2 separate regions of the Homo sapiens genome follow, and region 2 is linked to region 1. The links are chromatin loops, found by intact Hi-C in ENCODE. Cell type or tissue: K562. All regions are shown on one strand. Each heading gives the region's core, and the rest is flanking DNA. Links, peaks and the distances in the headings are about the cores only.

Region 1 (10,880 bases), core at 1,396-9,395:
ATTTTTATATTTTTATTTATTTATTTATTTTGAAACAGAATCTTGCTCTGTTACCAGGCTGGAGTGCAGTGGCGTGATCTCGGCTCACTGCAACCTCCACCTCCCAGGTTCAAGCGATTCTCGTGCCTCAGCCTTGCAAGTAGCTGGGACTACAGGCATGAGCCACTATGCCTGGCTAATGTTTGTATTTTTAGTAGAGATGGGGTTTCACCATGTTGGCCAGGCTGGTCTCGAACTCCTGACCTCAGGTGACCCACCTGCCTTGGCCTCCCAAAGTGCTGGGATTACAGGTGTGAGGCACCGTGCCCGGCCACATTTATTTCCTACCATATGGGGAATAGTAGTCAGTACTGGCCAACAGTAAGTGCGCAGTAAATACTGGCTGATGGAATATAATACAAGATCATATTAATTGCATCTTGCTAAGATTACCTGGAGTCCAGAGCCTTTGATTCCTCCATCTTTGAGTCATACATCTGTATTAATTCCTGAGAATTTTCCACATTGAAATTAAGAAACTGCAGATCACTCTGTTGTTTTACATAAATCTGTCATAGATATTGACAAATCAACATGAAATGTAATAACAAAACTAAACTGAACCAACAATTTGGCACTTTCCCTGAAACAGTTCACAAATCCTAAAACAGGTCAGATAGTTACTAGAGAAATATGCTAAATATGTCTGCTTTTAATTTTCCTTTGTTAGCACTAAGATTTGCTAGGATAGCTGGGCTCCCAGCCTTTGATCACCACAAGCAAGACCTATTTGCTATACTAAACATGATATACAGGCTGGGTGCGCTGGTTCACGCCTGTAATCCCAGCACTTTGGGAGGCTGAGGTGGGCGGGTCATGAGGTCAGGAGTTCGAGACCAGCCTGGCCAACACAGTAAAACCCTGTCTCTACTAAAAATACAAAAAATTGGCTGGGCGTGGTGGTGGGCACATGTAATCCCAGCTACTTGGGAGGCTGAGGCAGGAGGATCGCTTGTAACTAGGAGGTGGAGGTTGCAGTGAGCCGAGATCAGGCCATTGCACCCCAGCCCGGTTGACAGTGCGAGACTCCGTCTCAAAAAAATAATAATAATAAAAATAAATAAACATGATATACAACTAATGTAGTTAGGATTCCAAATCACCAATTAAACAAAATCGACGGGCATACATTTTTCCTAATTTGCTATTTGTTTACAAACATTTCTTATGTGACAGAGAAGGATGATTGGGGACATACCTGTCTCAGATTGTGCAGTTCTGAATTTGTGCGTTCTTGCTTTGACTTCGCAATATTAAGCAATTCATCTTTCCTCTTTTCTCTCTCTACTATTTAAGAACAAGTATTATTAACATTTTTCATCAGCTATAGCCACACAAACCTCTCCATTTCCAACAATTTAATGCTCAGCTAACATTTTTGTTGTTGTTGTTCCTGTACTTAAAAATAGCAGAATGGGCTGAACGAAGTGGCTCACACCTGTAATTGCAGCACTTTGGGAGGCTGAGGTGGGTAGACCACTTGAGGTCAAGAGTTCGAGACTGGCCTGGCCAACATGGTGAAACCCCATTTCTACTAAAAATACAAATTTAGCCGGGTGTGGTGGTGCCTGCCTGTGGTCCAGCTACTTGGGAGGCTGAGGCAGGAAAATCATTTGAACCTGGGAGGTGGAAGTTGCAGTGAGCAGAGATTGCGCCACTGCACTCCAGCCTGGATGACAAAGTGAGGACTTTGTCTTAAAAAAAAAAAAAAAAAAAGAAGAAGTGATTTGTAGATTCAGGGATTATTTGTCTTTCCTTTTGTGGGGAGATAGAATAAGGATGATTTCCAAATCTCTATACTTAATACATATTACTTCAATTATTTATTTAAAAATTTTAAAAGATAAAATATTTTTAAAAATAGAGATGGGGGTCTCACTATGTTGCCCAAGCTGGTCTTGAACTCCTGTGTTTCACCATGTTAGCCAGGTTGGTCTCGAACTCCTGGCCTCATGTGATCTACCCGCCTCAGCCTCCCAAAATGCTGGGATTACAGGCATGAGCCACCATGCCCGGCCAAAACTGAGACATTTTAACAGTGGAAGTGATATCCGTAGTGCATCTGACTCCGTGGGTCTCAATTCTACATGCCTTTCATGTTAACAGCATCCAAGCAGGGTTTAAATAAACCTGTTTTGTTATATTTCCTAATGTTTAAATAAACCTGTTTTGTTATATTTCCAGCTACTTTGGAGGCTGAGGTGGGAAGATTGCTTGAGCCCAGGAGTTTGAGACCAGCCTGAGTCAACACAGCAAGACACTGTCTCTTAAAAAAAATAAATAAATACTTGTTTTGGATACAGCATGGTCCCTAAACAAAAGCCAACTACTTTACCTGGCCCTCAGAGTAATTTTAAATATATCTGAATGTTGGCCAGTGGGGTTGTCGGGGGGCGGTGGGGGAGGGCAGGTGGTCAAAGAAAAAAAAAATATATGTATATTTGAATGTTGCCTTAATCTCTGATTTCAGAATAATCTACTTTTGCATAAGAGGCAATGCCAATGTAAATATAAATGTTTCCCTAGTCCAGATAGTTTTCTCCATGGCTGGGTTTAGCTGAGAGATCAAAGTGGATTGGGTCTGACTATTTTCACAAGTTGGCCACAGAAAACAGAGGTAAGGAACTCTCTGCTGCTATCTGCCTGAACAAGCAGCCTAAGCTAAAACAATGGGAAGGGACTTAGACGCCTGGAACCTGCTGAATTCTGATCAAGACTCTGCCTTTTACCGCCTGGGAGACCTGAGGCAGACACTCAGTCTATAAGAGCTCACCTACAGGACTGTCAGGACCCACAGAAATGTAAACTAGTATCATTGTTCTCTTTGCAAACTCCTTACTCCTAGTTATGTACAAGCAAAACATGTCCCTCAGCCTATGTAAAAGAACACGCCTGTAATCCCAGCACTTTGGGAGGCCAAGGTGGGCAGATCATGAGGTCAGGAAATCAAGACCATCCTGGCTAACACGGTGAAACCCCATCTCTACTAAAAAATACAAAAAATTAGCTGGGCATGGTGGCGGGCGCCTGTAGTCCCAGCTACTCGGGAGGCTGAGGCAGGAGAATGGCATGAACCCAGGAGGCTGAGCTTGCAGTGAGCCGCGAACACACCACTGCACTCCAGCCTGGGCGACAGCGAGACTCCGTCTCAAAAAAAAAAAGAACTGCATTTTCTACAAGTTTTAAACTTAAAAGTAAAACTTTAAGACATCTTCCAACTTCAAATAAAACATGGTAACATCTGACTGGGTGCGGTGGCTCACACCTGTAATCCTAACACTTTGGGAGGCCGAGGCGGGTGGATTGTCTGAGCTCAAGAGTTCGAGACCAGCCTGGGCAACACAATGAAACCACGTCTCTACTAAAGTACAAAAAATTAGCCAGGTGTCGTGACGTGTGCCTGCAGTCCCAGCTACTCCGGAGGCTGAGGCATGAGAATTGCTTGAACCCAGGAGGCGGAAGTTGAAGTGAGACAAGATCGCACCACTACACTCCAGCCTAGGCGACAGACCAAGACTCCATCTCCGAAAAAAAACAAAAACAAAAAAAATCGTGACATTTAGCCATAGCACTTGACGGCATATTATCATGTTATGCCCTTTAAAAATTCTTTTTTGGGCTTAAGCCAAGCACGATGGCTCATGCCTATAATCTTAGTACTTTGGGAGGCCAAGGCAGGAGGATTATCTGAGGCTAGGAGTTCAAGACCAGCAGCCTGGGCCACATAGCGAGACCCTGCCTCTACTAAAAATAAATAAAATAAAATAAAATTAGCTAGGTGTGATGACACATGCCTGTAGTCCCAGCAACTCAGGAGGCTGAGGTGGCAGGATCACTTGAACCCAGACAGTCGAGGCTGCAGTGAGCTATGATTGCACCACTGCACTCCAGGCTGGGCAACAGAGCAAGACCCTGTCTCTACTAAATAAATAAATTCTTTTGTAGGCTTTGTTCACTTTTATAATTGAAACATGCAAATCTATCAATTGTCTATATTTTGAAAAAGAAGAATAAAACATACAAAAATTGTTTTCAGACAATGGTGTGAGATTGTCTTTAGTTAAGAAGATGTTTAAGGAATCAATTTAGGATGACAGGCATGGTGGCTCATGCCTGTAATCCCAACGCTTTGGGGCTTTGGGAGGCAGAGGTAGGAGGATCTCTTGAGCCCAGCAGTTCCAGACCAGACTGGGCAACATAGTGGAACCTCATCCATACAAAAAATTTAAAAATTAGGCATGTGTGATGGCATGTGCCTGTGGTCCCACCTACCTGGGAGGCTGAGGTGGGAGGATCACTTGAGCCTCAGAGTTTGAGGCTGCAGTGAGCTGCGATTGTACCACTGCACTCCAGCCTGGGTAAAGAAATCTGCTTAGTATATGATAAAAATATTTCACAAAATCGATTTATTATAATATTAGCTAACAAATTCCATGTATTTTACTTAGTAATACATAGTAGAGTGCATGGGTAAAAAGTGATTAATCAAAAAGAAAAGAGACTAACGTATCCTTTAAGCTTTGTTCTTTCCTTTGACCTCCCATAGCATTTTATGCATAGCATTTGTATAGTAGTGAATTCTGTGGGCCTGTGAGCTTCTGAGCATATCGCAGGGCACCTGGCGTACAAATGCTGGTCCAAGGACTGTTTGAATGCAACTGTAAAGCTACAAATATGTGATATCTTTAGCAGCGTTAACGGGTTATCACTACTTGCAGATGCAGCAATCCTAGAAATGGTGAAAATAGTGACCTCTAGTGGCAGAATACCACACTTTCACCCCGATCTTTAATCACAAGAGATTAAAATTAAGAATTCCATTTCACTTAAAACTTCTTAGGTCGGGCATGGTGGCTCGCACCTGTAATCCCAGCATTTTGAGAGGCCGAGGCAAGGGGATCGCTTGATCCCAGGAGCTAGAGACCAGCCTGGGCAACATAGTGAGACCCCTTCTCTGCAAAAAAATTAAAAATTTAGCCAGGCTACTAGGAAGGCCAAGGCGGGAGGATTCCTTGAGTCCAGGAGTTTGAGGCTGTGATGAGCCTCAATTTTTTCCCATTAATTTACAGACAAACTGCATTCCATTCCCTGCCATATTCCTTACCTACCCCCAGTATCTCAGAGTTTCCACTGGTGAAGGCCTACTTCTCCACTCCCAACTGAGAATGACTGACATAGAGAGCTTGTTGACATCCCTGCCAGCCAAGATGATTCTACTGGGCTTTCTTTTCAGTGGTTTGTGTTAGGAAAGTCATTGATTTAGAGGTAAAGTTCCGAAGAGAAAATCATATGAACACTTTTTGGTCTACTGATACCTACCCTCAGTCCCCCTTTTACTAGGGGTACACATTCATTAAAAAACCCCTACTCTGAGCACCCATACAACCATTCTGTTTTTCGCTTTCAGTAAATTACATGATATATTCAACAATTTATTATAAAACAGCCTTTGTGTGAGATGATTTCGTCCAAATGCAGGCTAATGCGAGTGTTCTGTGCATGTTTAAGGCAGGCTAGGCTGAGCTATGCTGGTGGCTGGGTTGGCTTCATTAAATGCATTTTTGACTTGCGAGGGGTTTATCAGAATGTAACCCTGTAAGTCAAGGAGCATCTATGTTATGTTTTTAGTAAGAAGCAGAGTCACACGCTTAAGCTGGAAGGGAGAATAGCTCATTTTACAGAAGAGGAAATAGTGACTGGGAACGGGATGGCAGCATTAACACTCGCTGCTTGGTCCACCATCGGTCCCACAAAGGGTGTTAAAAACAAACAAAAAGGCCTGGCGTGATGGCTCATGCCTGTAATCCCAGCACTTTGCGAGGCTGAGGCGGGCGGATTATCTGAGGCCAGAGTTCGAGATCAGCCTGGCCAACATGGTGAAACCCCGTCTCTACTAAAAATATAAAAATTAGCCGGGCATGGTAGCATGCGCCTGTAATCCCAGCTACTTGGGAGGCTGAGGCAGGAGAACTGCTTGAACCTGGGAGGCAGAGGTTGCAGTGAGCCGAGATCATGCCACTGCATTCCAGCCTGGGCGACAGAGTGAGACTCTGTCTCAGAAAAAAATAAAAATAAAAAAGCCGGGCTCACGCCTGCAATCTCAGCACTTTGGAAGGCCAAGGCCCGTAGATCACTTGAGGTTAGGAGTTCAAGAAGACCAGCCTGACCAATGTGGTGAAACCCCGTCTCTACTAAATATACAAAATTTAGCCGGGCGTGGTGGCTCATACCAGTAACCCCAGCTACTAAGGAGGCTGAGGCAGGAGAATCGCTTGGGCCCGGGAGGCAGAAGTTGCAGTCAGACGAGATTGCACCACTGCACTCCAGCCTGGGTGACAGAGCAAGACCCTGTCTCAAAAAAGACCCTGTCTCAAAAAAAAAAAAAAAAAAACCATTTTGGGAGAGGTATAATTCCTTCAGCCTGTCATCATTGCAAGTCTAGGTTACAAATACATTCGATCATCTGTTTTACCAGTAAAAAGCAATTCATCGTGCAGGCAACTTTTCTCTTGCTTGAGGCGAATGATCTCTTCTCGTTGCTCATTATTTTCTGTCGTCTTTTCATTGAGGTCCTCTTCACAACAGAAGAAAAAGAAAGTCCTCAAATAAATACTAGGTTCCAGTCCTCATATACACACTATGCCTAACTCTCACATCCTCAGCGGCTCCTTCCGGTCCTGATGGATCTATAGACAAAATCTGTTTCACAGCCAACATCTCCACACCTGGCAAGGACCCCTGGTTGGAGGCTTCGCTTGCTCTCATCTGACTGACCTCCCTGCACCAGCCTTGCCTCTCCTGTGACAGCCCAGTGTACACAGAGCAATCTTTTAAAAATCAAAATCTGCCCAGCGCAGTGGCTCACGCCTATAATCCCAGCACTTTGGGAGGCCAAGGCGGACAAACCACTTGAGGCCAGGAGTTCGAGACCAGCCTGGCCAACATGGTGAAACCCCGTCTCTACTAAATATACAAAAATTAGCTGGGTGTGGTGGCACACACCTGCAATCCCAGCTACTCAGGAGCCTGAGGCAGGAAAATCGCTTGAATCCAGGTGGCAGAGGTTGCAGTGAGCTGAGATCACGCCACTGCACTCAACCTGGACAACAGAGTGAGACTCCATCTCAAAAAAAAGTAAAGTAAAATAAAAATAAAGGCCAAGTGCAGTGGCTCACACCTGTAATCCCAACACTTTGGGAGGCTGAGGCGGGTGGATCACCTGAGGTCAGGAGTTCGAAACCAGCCTGGCCAACCTGGTAAAACCCCGTCTCTACTAAAAATACAAAAATTAGCTGGGTGTGGTGGTGGGCGACTGTAATCCCAGCTACTCAGAAGGCTGAGGCAGGAGAATTGCTTGAGAGGCAGGCGGGGGTTGCAGTGAGCTGAGATCGCGCCATTGCACTCCAGCCTGGGCGACAAGAGTGAAATTCTGTCTCAAAAATAAATAAATAAATAAAACTAAAAATAAAAATCTGCTCGTGTCATTTCTCAGTGAGAAGCCTTGCTACTGCACTGAGGATGAAATCCAAATCCATTACCACAAACTGCAGAGCCCAGCATGACCTGACCTGCCCATCTCCCCACCGCCGTTCCCTCCTTTCCTTCTGTTCCTTGAGTATGTCTGTGGTATAAGAAGAAATAGATGTGGTTTTTGTCCTCTGTTCCTGGAGAACAGAGCTCCTAAAACTTGTGGAATTTCCTAAGTGACAGAAGCATCTTTTGTCATTCATGAAGAGTCAGTTGATTACACCAGACTACATGCTAACGAGGTGACTCAGGGTGGAGCTCCTACGTGGCCTCAGGATGCAGACAGCCACCAGAAACACCAAGTGAAGACAGGGCTGGAACCTGCAGTCCCACTTGTGGACCTCCAGGAAGGGGAGGGAGGGCTGGAGATTGAGCTCTATAAAAATTCCTCTTCTTTTTTTTTATTTTTTTGAGGCAGGATCTTGCTCTGTTGCCCAGGCTGAAGTGTAGTGGCCAATCTTGGCTCACTGCAACCTCCACCTCCTGGGATCAAGAAATCCTTTCACTTTGCCTCTCGAGTAGCTGGGACTACAGGATCACACCACCATGCCTGGCTAATTTTTTGTAGAGACAGGGTTCTGCCATGTTATCCAGGCTGGTCTTCTTGAAGTCCTGGCCTCAAGCAATCTGCCTGCTTTGGCCTCCCAAAGTGCTAGGATTACAGATGTGAGCCATCATGCCCAGCCACTATTTTTCTTTTCTAAAAAAAAAGTTTTAAGCTGGGTGTGGTGGCTCATGCCTGTAATCCCAGCACTTTTGGGAGGCTGAGGCAGGTGGATCACAAGCTCAGGAGTTTGAGACCAGCCTGACCAACATGATGAAACCCTGTCTCTACTAAAAATACAAAAATTAGCCGGGCATGGTGGCACCCACCTGTAATCCCAGCTACTCAGGAGGCTGAGGCAGGAGAATTGCTTGAACCCAGGAGGTGGAGGTTGCAGTGAGCTGAGATCACGCCATTGCACTCCAGCCTGGGCAGCAGAGCAAGACACTATCTCAAAAAAAAAAAAGTTTTAATATTGAATTTATAAAATGTTTTTAGTATATAAATATTGACAGAACAGACTTCTTTCTACTTGAATATTTTACCTCGGTGTATATAAACATTCAATAAATACCAAATACCTAGAGTGTAGCCCTTGTGCCATGCTATTAACAGTACACTGAAAAAGAGAAGCAGAGTCTGTTCCTGCTGTCAAGGGGATGATAATACGATTATGGTTTTAGCTGAAGCTACAAATGGAGATAAGACCTATGGCTAACCATAGGTCAAGGCATCATAAGGACAACATTTTTGAATGCTGAATCTTTTAAGTTAAATCAGCAAAGATCGGCTGGGTGTGTTGGCTCACGCCTGTAGATCTCAGCACTTTGGGAGGCCAAGGCAGAGGGATTCACCTGAGGTCGGGAGTTCCAGACTAGTCTGGCCAACATGGCAAAACTCTGTCTCTACTAAACATCCAAAAATTAGCCAGGCATGGTGGTAGGTGCCTGTAATCCCAGCTACTCGGGAAGCTGAGACAGGAGAATAGCTTGAACCCAGGAGGTGGAGGCAGTGGTGAACCAAGATTGCACCACCGCACTCCAGCCTGGGTGACAGAGTGAGATTCTGTCGAAAATAAATAAATCGGCAAAAATAAAAATTCCTAATTTCAGAATCAGAAGTTTCTGCCCTCACCATGGGAAGAAATGCCCAGGCTAGCCTGATAGCAAGACGATGAAATGTGTGAGCCAAAACTGCCCAGATGGGAAGCTCAGTGAGGCCCAACCACAGTCAGCCAACTCCCCCATTTGCCTCTAGACATGTGGGTTTAATAAATGCTACGACTGTCTGCCACTGAGATACTGATGTTGTCTGCCACAAAGCATGTATTAGCGATAGCTAATGGTACAGCCACCTCAACTAAGGCAGGATTACTTTAAAATATGATACATTCTGCAGTTTTCCCCAACTCTGTTATATATCTTATAAGACACAAATTGCAGCATAATCCTATATAAATGAAATGGATATTTCACGTTAGGGTCTAAGGCCAGGAATTGATCTACTCTCAAGCATAAGATTAAGTGAACCCAGATGAAAAACTATATTCCCAAGATAATACATTTGTATCTTAAATGTAGGTCTCTTCCTTACCTTTTAGTTTGTTGACTTCAATCTTAAGTGCCTTCAATTTCTGCTTATAATCTTGCTTTTCTTTCACAATACAAGTCTCCGCCATCTTGGCATCACGTAGGGCATGCTCTAGCATTTTAAATTTACCCGAACAATCTGCAATGTGATTAACTGCCTCAATAATATCTTTGTCCTAAAAACCAAATTTGAAAATGGTTATCCTAGATTCTTAAATTCCAATTAACCAAGAAGAAAAGATAACACTAAGATCTTATCGTGTGCCAGGTTCCACTCTAAGCATTTTTCGCATATGAATTCATTTAATCTTTACAGTAACTCTATGAGGGTGGTACTATTGTTCTTGCCAAGTGACAGATGAGTCAACAGAAAGGCTGCGTTCCTTGCCCACGGTTACACAGCTAGTTAGTGGTGGAGCCACCATTTGAACCTAGCTGGCTGCCTCAGACACTATGTACTGAACCACTACCCCTTACTCTCTCTCAAAAAGTTAGAGCCAGACCATTCCATTACCTAAGAAACTATAATAGCAGCAAGAGGGTGGGTGGCCCCTGGATGGGAAAATCGTCCTCTGGATTATACAGGTAAGTCTAATGGCCCATCATTCCCTCCCATTTTCCAGCTTGTTAACATGACAGACTCCACAACAACATCATTCCAAATCTCCCAAATTAGAATCTCTTAATTGTTGAGGCAGTTTTAGTTACCAAAAAAGGTATCTGCTTCTTGAAAAGCAACTCAAACAACACCTAAAAGTATAAAAATAAGTAAAAGTTCTATCCCTCCCCCACTCACCTGGAATAACTGTTATTAAGAGGTTTTACCCCTACTGAAGTCTAAACATTTCTGCTACAGCATCATAAATGCACTCCTGAAAAATCACATTGTCTGCACATCTCACACTAGGACTTATAGAATAATAGGGTTGGGGCAGGCCATGCAAAAACCCATGGAACTTTGTGACCAGGTCAGTAGCAAAAAATAACCGTTCTAATAAGTACAGGAACACAGTTCCATTAACACCAGGACACCCACGACAGTCAATCCCTTTCAGCCTTAAACCTGGGATTCCTACTTGCTCCTTTGATAAGGATGTCCTGGAGGGCATCTGCTTCTAATGGAAACCATTTTCATCAAATAAAATCTCTAAGACTAGGAAAACACAGCCTTTTTTTTTTTT
Region 2 (10,880 bases), core at 1,446-9,445, 150 kb after region 1:
CACCCTAAAATTGTCAAGGTGGTTAAAAGGCTACAGGAAATATCAATATTTTTAATAATAGCCAAAGGTAGAAGCAATTGTATGATATTATGACAGAAGAATATGTATTTGGTCTTAGTCCCCAGTTCCTGGGATGCTAAAACCCTTGTAATTTCCTGGGCAACAAGCATGTTAGCATGGTGCCTCTTTTGTTCTAATATCTGGTCTTTGACCTCAGCTCCTGGCACAGAGCTCCTAATCCCTTGGGGTTTCCTGGGTAATAGGAGGATCTTTTGTTCTAATGAGGCAACTTTTTGTGGGTTCCTGGTTGGGGGCTGGTCACCAGAAAGACCAAACTGTGGTTAGAAGCTTGAAGCTTCCAGGCTCATCCCCCATCTGCTGGGAAAGGAAGAGGAGCTGGAGACTGAGTTATTATAATAATCAATCATGCCCACGTGATGAAGCCTCCATAAAAATCCCTGAACTACAGGATGCAGAGCGCTTCGGGGCTAGTGAACTACAGTAGATCCATGTGCCAAGATGGTGCAACCCAGCCCCATGGGGACAGACGCTCCTGCACATGGGCCCTTCCAAACCTCGCCCTATGTTATCTCTTCATTTGACTGTTTATTTGAATCCTTTAATATATCCTCTGTTTTTTGTTTTTTTGTTTTTGAGACAGGGTCCGTCTCTGTTGCCCGGGCTAGAACACAGTGGCATAACATGGCTCACTGCAGCCTCGACCTCCCAGGCTCAAGTGATCCTCCCGCTTCAGCCTCCCATGAAGCTGGGACTACGGGTGCATGCCACCATGCCTGGCTAACTTTTTTGTTTTGTAGAGATGGGGTTTCACTATGTTGCCTAAGCTGGTCTTGAACTCTGGGCTCAAGTGATCCTTCCGTCTAGTAGGTCTCCCAAAGTGCTGGGATTACAGGCATGAGCCACCACTGCTGGCCATTAATATATCCTTTATAATAATCTAGTAAGTAACCTGTTTTCCTGGGTTCTGTGAGCTGCTCTAGCAAATTATAGAACCAAAAAGGGGGTCATGAGAACCTCTGATTTGTAGCCAAGTTGAGCAAAAGTTGTGAAAAACCTGGGAACTCACCACTTGTGATTGGCGTCTCCAACGGGGGCAGTCTTGTGGCACTGGGTTGGTAACCTGTGGCATGTCATGCTATCTCCAGGCAGATAGTGCAAATCGGTGTCTGCAGAGAAGTGAACTGCCTGGTGTGGGAAAAAACCCCTAGCATCTGGTGACAGAAGCGTTCTGTGTTGAGTGTGTAGTGGTAGAAAACAGTTTGTTTTTCCCCTATGCAAACCCAAATGTTATTCAATGGATGAATGGATAAACTAAATGCAGTCTATCCACACAATGGAACATTACTCTCCCATAAAAAGGAACGAAGTTCTGATCCCTGCTACAATATGGATGAACCTCGAAAATGTTAAGTGAAACAACCCTGACACAAAGGCCATATATTGTACGGTTCCATTTATAGGAAATGCCTAGAATAGGCAAATCCAAAGACACAGAAAGCAGAAAAGGGGTTGCTTAGGGAGAATTGGGGTGGGGGATTGGGGGACAACAGCTGAAGGGTTTCTTTTAGAGGTGATGAAACTGTCCTAAAATTGTGATAATGGTTATATGTATCTGTGAATATACTAAAAACTATTGAATTGCTAACTTTATTTATTCACTTAGAGACAGTCTCATTCTATAACCCAGGCTGGAGTACAGTGGCAAGATCATGACTCACTGCAGCCTTGACCTCCCGGGTTTAAGCAATCCTCTGGCCTCAGCCTCACAAGTAGCTGAGACTGTAAGTGCATCCCACAGGCCGAGGGCAGTGGCCCACCCCTGTAATCCCAGCACTTTGGGAGGCCGAGGTGGGCGGATCACCTGAGGTCAGGAGTTGGAGACCAGCCTGGTCCAACATGGTGAAACCCTGTCTCTACTAAAAATACAAAAATTAGCTGGGCATGGCGGTGGGCGCCTGTAATCCCAGCTACTCGGGAGGCTAAGGCAGGAGAATCGCTTGAACCTGGGAGGTGGAGGTTGCAGTGAACCCAGATCGCCCCACTGCACTCCAGCCTGGGCAACAGAGTGACTCCATCTCAAAAAAAAAAAAAAAAAAAAAAAAAAATGCTTGCCACCACACCCAGCTAATTTTTGTATTTTTATTTTGTTTTGTTTTTTGATATGGAGTCTCACTCTGTTGCCTAAGCTGGAGTGCAGTGGCACGATCTCAGCTCACTGTGACTCCCACTTCCCAGGTTCAAGCGATTCTCTTGCCTCAGCCTCTGGATTAGCTGGGATTACAGGCATGCACCAACCACGCCCAGCTAATTTTTGTATTTTTAGTAGAGACAGGGTTTCACCATGTTGGCCAGGCTGGTCTTGAACTCCTGACCTCAGGTAATCCACCCGCCTCGGCCTCCCAATGTGTTGGAATTACAGGCGTAAGCCACCGTGCCTCGCCAATTTTTGTATTTTTTGTAGAGACAGGGTCTCACTTTGTTGCCCAGGCTGGTCTCGAACTCCTGGGGTCAAGCAATTCTCCCACCTCAGTCTCCTAAAAGTGCCGGGATAGGCCAGGCACGGTGGCTCACGCCGCCTGTAATCCCAGCACTTTGGGAGGCCGAGGCGGGCAGATCATGAGGTCAGGAGATCGAGACCATCCTGGCTAACACGGTGAAACCCCGTCTCTACTAAAAATACAAAAAAATTAGCCGGGCATGGTAGCGGGCGCCTGTAGTCCCAGCTACTTGGGAGGCTGAGGCAGGAGAATGGCGTGAACCTGGGAGGCAGAGCTTGCAGTGAGCCGAGATCACACCACTGCACTCCAGCCTGGGCGAGAGCGAGACTCTGCCTCAGGGAAAAAAAAAAAAAAAAAAAAAGTGCTGGGATTACAGGCATAAACCACCTTGCCTGGCTTGAATTGCAGACTTTAAGTGAGTGAATTGTATGATATGTTATCTGTATCTCAGGAAAGCTGTTTTTTTTTGTTGTTGTTGTTTCTGTTCTTGTTTTTAAGACTTAGAAAGAAAAAGCAGTTCAGGCCGGGTGCGGAGGCTCTCACCTGTAATCCCAGCATTTTGGGAGGTCGAGGCAGGAGGATCACCTGAGGTCAGGAGTTCAAGACCAGCCTGGCCAACACAGCAAAACCCTGTCCCTACTAAAAATACAAAAATTAGCCGGGCGTGGTGGCAGGTGCCTGTAGTCCCAGCTACTCGGGAGGCTGAGGCTGGAGAATTGCTTGAACCCAGGAGGCGGAGGTTGCAGTGAGCTGAAATCATGCCATTGCACTCCAGTCTGGGTGACAGAGTGAGACTCTTGTCTCAAAAAAAAAAAAAAACAAAAAAAACTTAGCTGGGCATGGTGGTGGGAGCCTGTAGTCCCAGCTAATCGGGAGGCTAAGGTGGGAAAGTCACTTGAATCCAGGAGGCGGAGGTTGCAGCGAGCTGAGATCACACCATTGCACTCTGCCTGAGCAACAGAGCAATACTCCGCCTCAAAAAAAAAAAAAAAAAAAAAAAAAAAAAAAAAAAAAAGAACTCCATGCCATCAGGAGGGACCTTATCATGGTGTTCATCTTGCATCCCCCAACCCCAGAACAGTTCCTGGCACATAGCAGACTCTTAAGTAGTCATGAAATTAATGAATTTCAGCTACGCGTTTTCAGGGTAAAATCTCTTCCTTGGATGCTTCATGAGCACATGAACAAATGGCAGTGCCTCATTATACATAAGAAAAATGGGGAAAGTTAGCAACCGCTAAATACATGAAGACGCTCTATTTAATCCTCAAGACTCAAGGGCCTCCTTCCACCATCTCTTGCTTGGAATGAAGCAGCCAAATTCTTTTTCTCTATTCGGAGTAGAGAATGAATTAGTGGGGTGTTCTCATTCCACTTTGTGGTGATGGAAAACCTGGCTCAGTGAGACAGAAGATATTCAAGCTTCTTTCTGCTGTTTCTCCTTGGGCCCAGAGATTTGGAATACATTATCTGTGCTTAAATAAACACATTGGATCCCTCCCTTGGGTAGTTTTTAAGTTATTTTTGAGTAAGAGAATAAGACTGAATAATTTTGTTGATTGTTTCTATCCAGATGGGGGTAGCCACATAAGTATAAAGACGTGCTTAGGGTAATAGTTTCTTTTTCATGCAATGCTGGTGTCCCAGGAAGAAGAGACCAGTGACCCCAAGGTTTTTTTGCATGCTCCTCAGTGGAAACTTTTGAGCACATACTCCCAATATCTTTCAACATATATTATTTTAGTAGAAATATATATATTTTTTTGAGACAGAGTTTTGCTCTTTCGCCCAGGCTGGAGTGAAGTGGCATGATCTCAGCTCACTGCAACCTGTGACCCCCGGGTTCAAACAATTCTCCTGCCTCAGCCTCCCTAGTAGCTGGGATTATAGGCGTGCGCCAGCACACCCGGCTAGTTTTGGTATTTTTAGTAGAGACAGTGTTTCACCATGTTGGCCAGGCTGGTCTCGAACTCCCGACCTGAGGTGATCCACCCGCCTCGGCCTCCCAAAGTGCTGGGATTACAGGTGTGAGCCACCGCGCCCGGCCAATATTCCAGTGAGCTAGTCAATAAACAAGTAAATAAAGATAACCCTGGATGGCAGCAGGAAGACAGTGAATAGAGTGACGTCACAGCAAGGGACTGGGGATGTGGGATGGTGACTAGCTGGGCTGGTCGGGTAAGGCTAGAGAGAAGGCTGGTCTGAGATATGGCAGGAGTGGCAGGGGTTGAGGCTGGAAAGGCAGACTGGGCCTAGATCTTACCGACCTTATAAGCCACGGTATGGACAGGCAGGCAGCACCGAGCCATAAACGAAATCCAGCTTTTAAATCCAGCGCTTTTAAAAAACTTTGACCTTACCCAAGGGGGTGTCTTTTTATGTTAGATCTGCCCAAAGGAGGGGCTTTTTATAATCCATTTTCCTGGAGATGACCCCTGCTTCTAATTCGAACAGAAGGGAAGTGTTTTCTGCAACTTGGGTTTTATGCTTAGTGAAATGAGAAGCCAGTGAAAAGTTTGAGGCCAGCCACGGACAAGATCCGGCTTATGTTTTAAGAATATACTTAGGCAACAGTATGGAAAATAACTGTATGGAGACAAGGGTAGAATAATAAAAATAATGATGGCAATCACAGCTAATAGAAATATAATAAATAGAACAATGACAAGAAGGAACCTTGCTGTTTTTTCTGTTCTTTTTTCTTTTTTAGAGACAGGGTCTCGCTCTGCCGCCCAGGCTGGAGTGCAGTGGTGCGATCATAGCTCACTATAGCCTCAACCTCCTAGGCTCAAGCAACCCTCCCACCTCAGCCTCCCGAAGCTCTGGGATTATAGACATGAGCCACCACTCCCGGCCCCCATCCTGGCTCCAATCCTGGCTAACTGTATATTTAATCTTACTTTAAAACAAATTCAGGCTGGGCACAGGTGGCTCACACCTGTAATCCCAGCACTTTGGGAGGGCAAGGCAGGTGGATTACTTGAGGTCAGGAGTTCAAGACCAGCCTGGCCAACATGGTGAAACCTTGTCTCTACTAAAAAAAATTACAAAATTAGCTGGGCATGGTGGCCGGCTCCTGTAATCCCAGCTACTCGGGAGGCTGAGGCAGGAGAATCATTTGAACCTAGGAGGGAGAGGTTGCAGTGAGCTGATATCGCGCCACTGTACTCCATCCTGGGCGACAGAGTGAGACTCCGTCTCTAAATAAATAAATATAACAAATTCAAATAACAGTTATGATCCAAAAAAAGTGACTTCTCCAACATGTTGAAAGCTAACCCTTTATGTATCAGAACTTTATTCTGAACAAGAAACCAATGTGGGCATTGGAAACACTCCTTCTTAGCTTAGCTCCAGAGTCAAAGAAGCGTGACAGTCCATCACATCTGTTAAGTTCTAGTGCCACCACCTGACCTCTTCTGGGCCTTGCACGCTTACGCCCAAGAGGACAATTCCAGACTCCATCTGCGACTGCAGCCTTCTAACTGGTTCTCTTAAGGTTCAATCACACAAATAAAGAAACACCAATGTGAACAGTGAGATGCCGTTTTAACCTATCAGATGAGCAACATGGTTTGAGGACATAGTAAAGTGGACGTGCATCCGCTGCTGGTGGGAATGGGGATTTGTGAGGAAGACCTTTTGAAATGCATGCAGTGTGGCAATTTGCAACTGGAGGCTTTAAAATGTTCCCTTCATTCCCTTGGATCTGGCAAATCTGTTCCTGGGAATGTATCTTAAGGGAATAATTCCAAATATGGAAAAAGCTTAGTGAAAATATATTAGCACAGTCTAAGTGTGCAGAATAGCTCCAGGGGGTGACCTAAGAGTTTTGAGGATTTGCTGTGGGCTGAGGATTGCCTACATCTATCATCTCATCTGATCCTCACAGAAACCACTGAAGCGGGTATATTATCCCCATTTTATGGATAAGAAAAGGGACTCAGGGAGATTACAAAATTCAGTCCGACTCATAAACCTATACACAGAAGCAGAATTAGAACCTGAGCTTGCATGGCTTTTCATTAAAAATAAAAAATCATTAAAAATAAAAACACTATTACTAAAAATAATATTTTAAAAAGTTTATAGTGGCAGAGAAAAGAATACAAAGTAAAAAATTGTACCTGCAGTAGGCTCATGATTTTATAAAACCATGTGATGCAGAGAAATAAGAAACAAAATGCAACCTGCCAGAGGAACTGATCACACCCTAAGTGTTTGTGTTTTCCATACATATCTTTTTTTCTTTGGCACAGGGTCTCTGTTGCCCCGGATGGAGTGTGGTGGCATGATCACAGCTCATTAAAGCCTTGACCTCCTGGGCTTAAGCGATCCTCCCACCTCAGCCTCCCAAGTAGCTGGGACTACAGGTGCACAACACCATGCTCGGCTAATTTTTTTTTTTTTTTTTTTGAGACGGAGTCTTGCTCTGTCGCTTCTGTCGCCCAGGCTGGAGTGCAGTGGCGCGATCTCGGCTCACTGCAACCTCTGCTTCTCCTCAGCCTCCCGAGTAGCTGGGACTACAGGCGCCCACCACCATGGCGTGTTAGCCAGGATGGTCTCAATCTCCTGACCTTGTGATCCGCTCGCCTTGGCCTCCCAAAGTGCTGGGATTACAGGCGTGAGCCACCGTGCCTTCGCCACGCCCAGCTAATTTAAAGCTGAGGCAGGAGAATTGCTTGAACCCGGGAGGCAGAGGTTGCGGTGAGCCGAGAACGCGCCACTGCACTTCACGCTGAGCGACAGAGCAAGACTTCATCTCAAAAAAAACAAAACAAAACAATTTGTAGAGACAGGGTCTCGCCATGTTTGCCAGGCTGGTCTCCAATTCCTGGGCTCAAGCAGTCCTCCTGCCTCAGCCTCCCAAAGCGCTGGAATTACAGACGTGAGCCACCACATCTGGCCCATTTTAAAACTTCTGTTTAAAAGTACGTCATGAACATAAGTTTTGTTCCTACCACATAAAGTATTTTTACAAATAGTTTTTTGTTTGTTTGTTTGTTTGTTTTGAGACGGAGTCTTGGTCTGTCGCCCAGGCTGGATGGAGTGCAGTGGCGTGATCTTGGCTCACTGCAAGCTCTGCCTCTCGGGTTCATGCCATTCTCCTGCCTCAGCCTCCCGAGTAGCTGAGACTATAGGCGCCTGCCACCACACCCGGCTAATTTCTTTTTTTTTCGTAGGGACGGGGTTTCACCGTGTTAGCCAGGATGGACTCAATCTCCTGACTTAGCGATCCACCCACCTTGGCCTCCCAAAGTGCTGGGATTACAGGCGTGAGGCACTGCGCCCAGTCAGCTATTTTCTTTTAGTTGGTCTCAAAGTTGTTATCACAAAGCTGCTTTCTCATTTTCTCTTAATTTGATAAAGGTGCAATTCATAACACAAGGTTATTATCCCCTAAAGGAAATGGAACAACTAGCATCATGGACAAATCTCTGCTGATTAATGAGTAGATTAATGAGTAACCAACATCCAGAGCTGCTCAAAACAGCCCTTTACACTTAAATCTCAAAAAGAAGGAATGATGGGCGATAAGCACCAAAAAAAAGTAGAAATAAATGCATGTAATTTTTCCTGGGCAATTTAAATAGTTCTTCATCTGGGAGTGCCTCCAATCCTTCTAGCCAATTCATCCTACCCGCAGCTGTCAAGTTCATCTTCCTAAAAACATCAAGTTCACTCTGTTATTTCCCTGCCTAAAAATACCACCTGTTTATGGTGTCAAGGTGCCAACGTGCTTTTCTCCCTCCTCTCACCCTGCCCCACAGTTCCAGCTTTGCGCCTTTTCTTGCTCTTCTCCCTTTTAGAGTGTTCCAACCACATCCTCCAGGGAAAATCCCTCGACCAAGAGTCCAATCTGATTTTGCACTTCCCTGACTTCTTGCTAAGCCGTCTACACCAGGAGGGTAAGCCAGTTTCTTCTGACACACAATTCCAATCGATTGGTAGAGATTTGTGGTTGCCTGGGGGCACTGCGTGTTTAAAGAACACTGGAATTAACAACGACCCAGGAAGGGTAGCAATGGGCTCAAGAAGGGAAAGTGGATGTACAACTATGGGTCATCCTGGTCTCTACTGCACTGGCCAATACGGTGGCCACTAGCCACATATGGCCATTAGATACTTGAAATGTCGCTAGCCCAAATTGAGTTATGCTGTTTATTTATTGAGACAGGGTCTCACTCTATCACTCGGGCTGGAGTGCAGTGGCATGATCACAGCTCACTGCAGCCTCGACCTCCTAGGGTCAAGTGATCCTCCTGCCTCAGCCTCCCAAGTTGCAGGGACCATAGGCATGCAGGACCACACCCAGCTAATTTTTGTATTTTTTGTTGAGACGGGGTCTCACCACATTGCCCAGGCTGATTTTGAACTCCTGGATTCAGGCGATCCTTCCACCTTGGCCTCCCAAAGTGCTGGGATTACAGGCATGAACCACCACACCTGGCCTGATATGTTGTAAATTTAAATCACTCACCAGAGTTTGAAGACTAAGTGTGAAAAAAAGGTGTAAAATATCTAATAATATTTTCATATTGATTACACGTCAACATATTTTGGATATGCTACTGGGGCAAGTAAAATATATTATTAAAATTATCCTGGATAAAGGACCAGAGGCAGACAATATATATATTTTTTTCATCTTTTTTTGTTTTTTACAATATGTGCATTAACAGTGGCAGTTTCAACAGGGTTCAGTGCCTAAAGGAGTGTCACAAGACCCAAAATGACAATGCTTACAAACCTCGTTTATTACAAGAAAAGGATTCAATACAGCAATGGCATTAAATTAAGAATATGTGTCCCGGCCAACCGGTATTTCAGAGCAAAGGCTCTGGAGAACTAGGCGCAGTCTCCCACAATCCTCCCTTTTGTAAGGGCTGTGGCTGGACACACTATCCCCACCCAGAGCAAGAACCAGTGATGTGTGTATACAGCATCTTGGAATCAGGGTCCAACATAGCATCTCAGGTGTTTCTCATACTTTGCTTGTCACATAGGCATATTCCTGCCACAACTAGCCTCAATAGCAGGACGTTCTTAGTGGAGTTGGTCTCACCAAGACCAGGAGCAAATAATCAATTTAATTGTTATAAATAATGGTGACAGGCTGATACAAACCACCCCCAAGCTCTTCAAACCCCTGGCTACAAGGCAGCACTATAATCCCTATGTTTCCTTAATCACTGTGTTTCATGCCTTGACCAGGACAGTGCCTTGCAAAAACTTTAGCAAAACAGATCAGATTAATTCCAGCAGGCCTGGAATTAACCCTTAAAGCATAATGTGTCTACTAGAAAATTTAAAGCATCAAATGTACTTGCATGATATTTCTACTGGACAGTGCTTCTGTAGACCAAGGGGAAGCAACTTTTCTTTATCTGTCAAGAGCCAGATAAAGAAATACTTTAGCTTTGCCAGCCGTATGGTCTCTGCATAGTCCATTCTCACACTGCTATAAAGACCCACCTGAGACTGGAAAATTTATGAAGAAAAAAGGTTTAATGGACTCACAGTTCCGCAGGCTTAACAGGAAGCATGACTGGGAGACTTCAGGAAACTTACAATCATGGCAGAAGGCAAAGGGGAAGCAAACACCTTCCTCACATGGTGGAGCAGGAGAGGGAGAGCAGCAAGAGTATACACTTTTAAGCAAAAAGATCTGGTGAAAACTCACTATTGTGAGATCAGCAAGGGATAAACTGCCCCCATGATCCAATCATCTCCCACCAGGTCCCTCTCCCAGCACTGGGGATTACAATTCAACATGAGATTTGGGTGGGGACATATAGCCAAACCATATCAGTCCCTACTGAAACTACTCAACCCTGTCACTGATGGGTGAAGCAGCCCCAGATAATATGTAAACAAACAAGCCTGGCTTCATCCTAACAAAATTTTATTCATGAACACTGACATCTGAATTTTAACTAATGCCACAATTCTTTTACTATTGTTTGGATTTTTTTTAAAACCCTTTAAGAAGGTAAAAATTATGATTTGGTCACCATGGGCCATTATTTGCTGACCCCTAGTCTAGACCCTTGTTACTTTAAGTGTGATCAGTGAACAAGCAGGGTTGGTATCACCTGATGCTTGTTAGAAATGCAGAATCTGGCTGGGCACAGGCCTCTAGGCCCAGCTACCTGGGAGGCCTGTGAATGGCCACTGCACTCCAGCCTGGGCAACATAGCCAGATCCTGTTAAAAAAATAAAAGAATTGCAGAATTTGGACCCCAACCCAGATCTGTGAATCCAAATCTGAAATTTAAGGAAGTTCCCCAGGTGATTTGTATAAAACACCTGGGAAGTTTGAAAAAATTACTAAAACCTAACTCCAAGACCCCAGAGTCT

What was found. A loop is a pair of places that touch in the nucleus more often than their neighbours do. Peaks named below come from ENCODE experiments on the same cell type or tissue, not always from the same donor. Only the 100,000 strongest peaks of a DNase experiment are listed, where the experiment ranks them.
Region 2: it touches region 1 in a loop (17-fold over the local background); 2 of 110 quality-filtered maps call a loop at or near these places.

The regions. Positions count from the first base shown.
Region 1 is chr12:122,787,753-122,798,632 of GRCh38, reverse strand. CCDC62 (coiled-coil domain containing 62) reads right to left here. Exons shown (of 13, transcript NM_201435.5): 5 at 9,704-9,875; 6 at 6,512-6,613; 7 at 1,238-1,326; 8 at 433-548. Among named protein-coding and RNA genes, the nearest start is that of CCDC62, 19 kb to the right of the region's middle. RefSeq lists a silencer at 2,685-2,885 and an enhancer at 8,177-8,730. In K562, for the core only: a CTCF peak has its summit at 4,795 (motif pointing left); a DNase peak (open chromatin) is centred at 4,762.
Region 2 is chr12:122,633,047-122,643,926 of GRCh38, reverse strand. No RefSeq gene overlaps it. Among named protein-coding and RNA genes, the nearest start is that of MIR9902-1, 58 kb to the left of the region's middle. RefSeq lists an enhancer at 4,950-5,850 and a silencer at 5,918-5,987. In K562, for the core only: a CTCF peak has its summit at 5,933; a DNase peak (open chromatin) is centred at 5,926.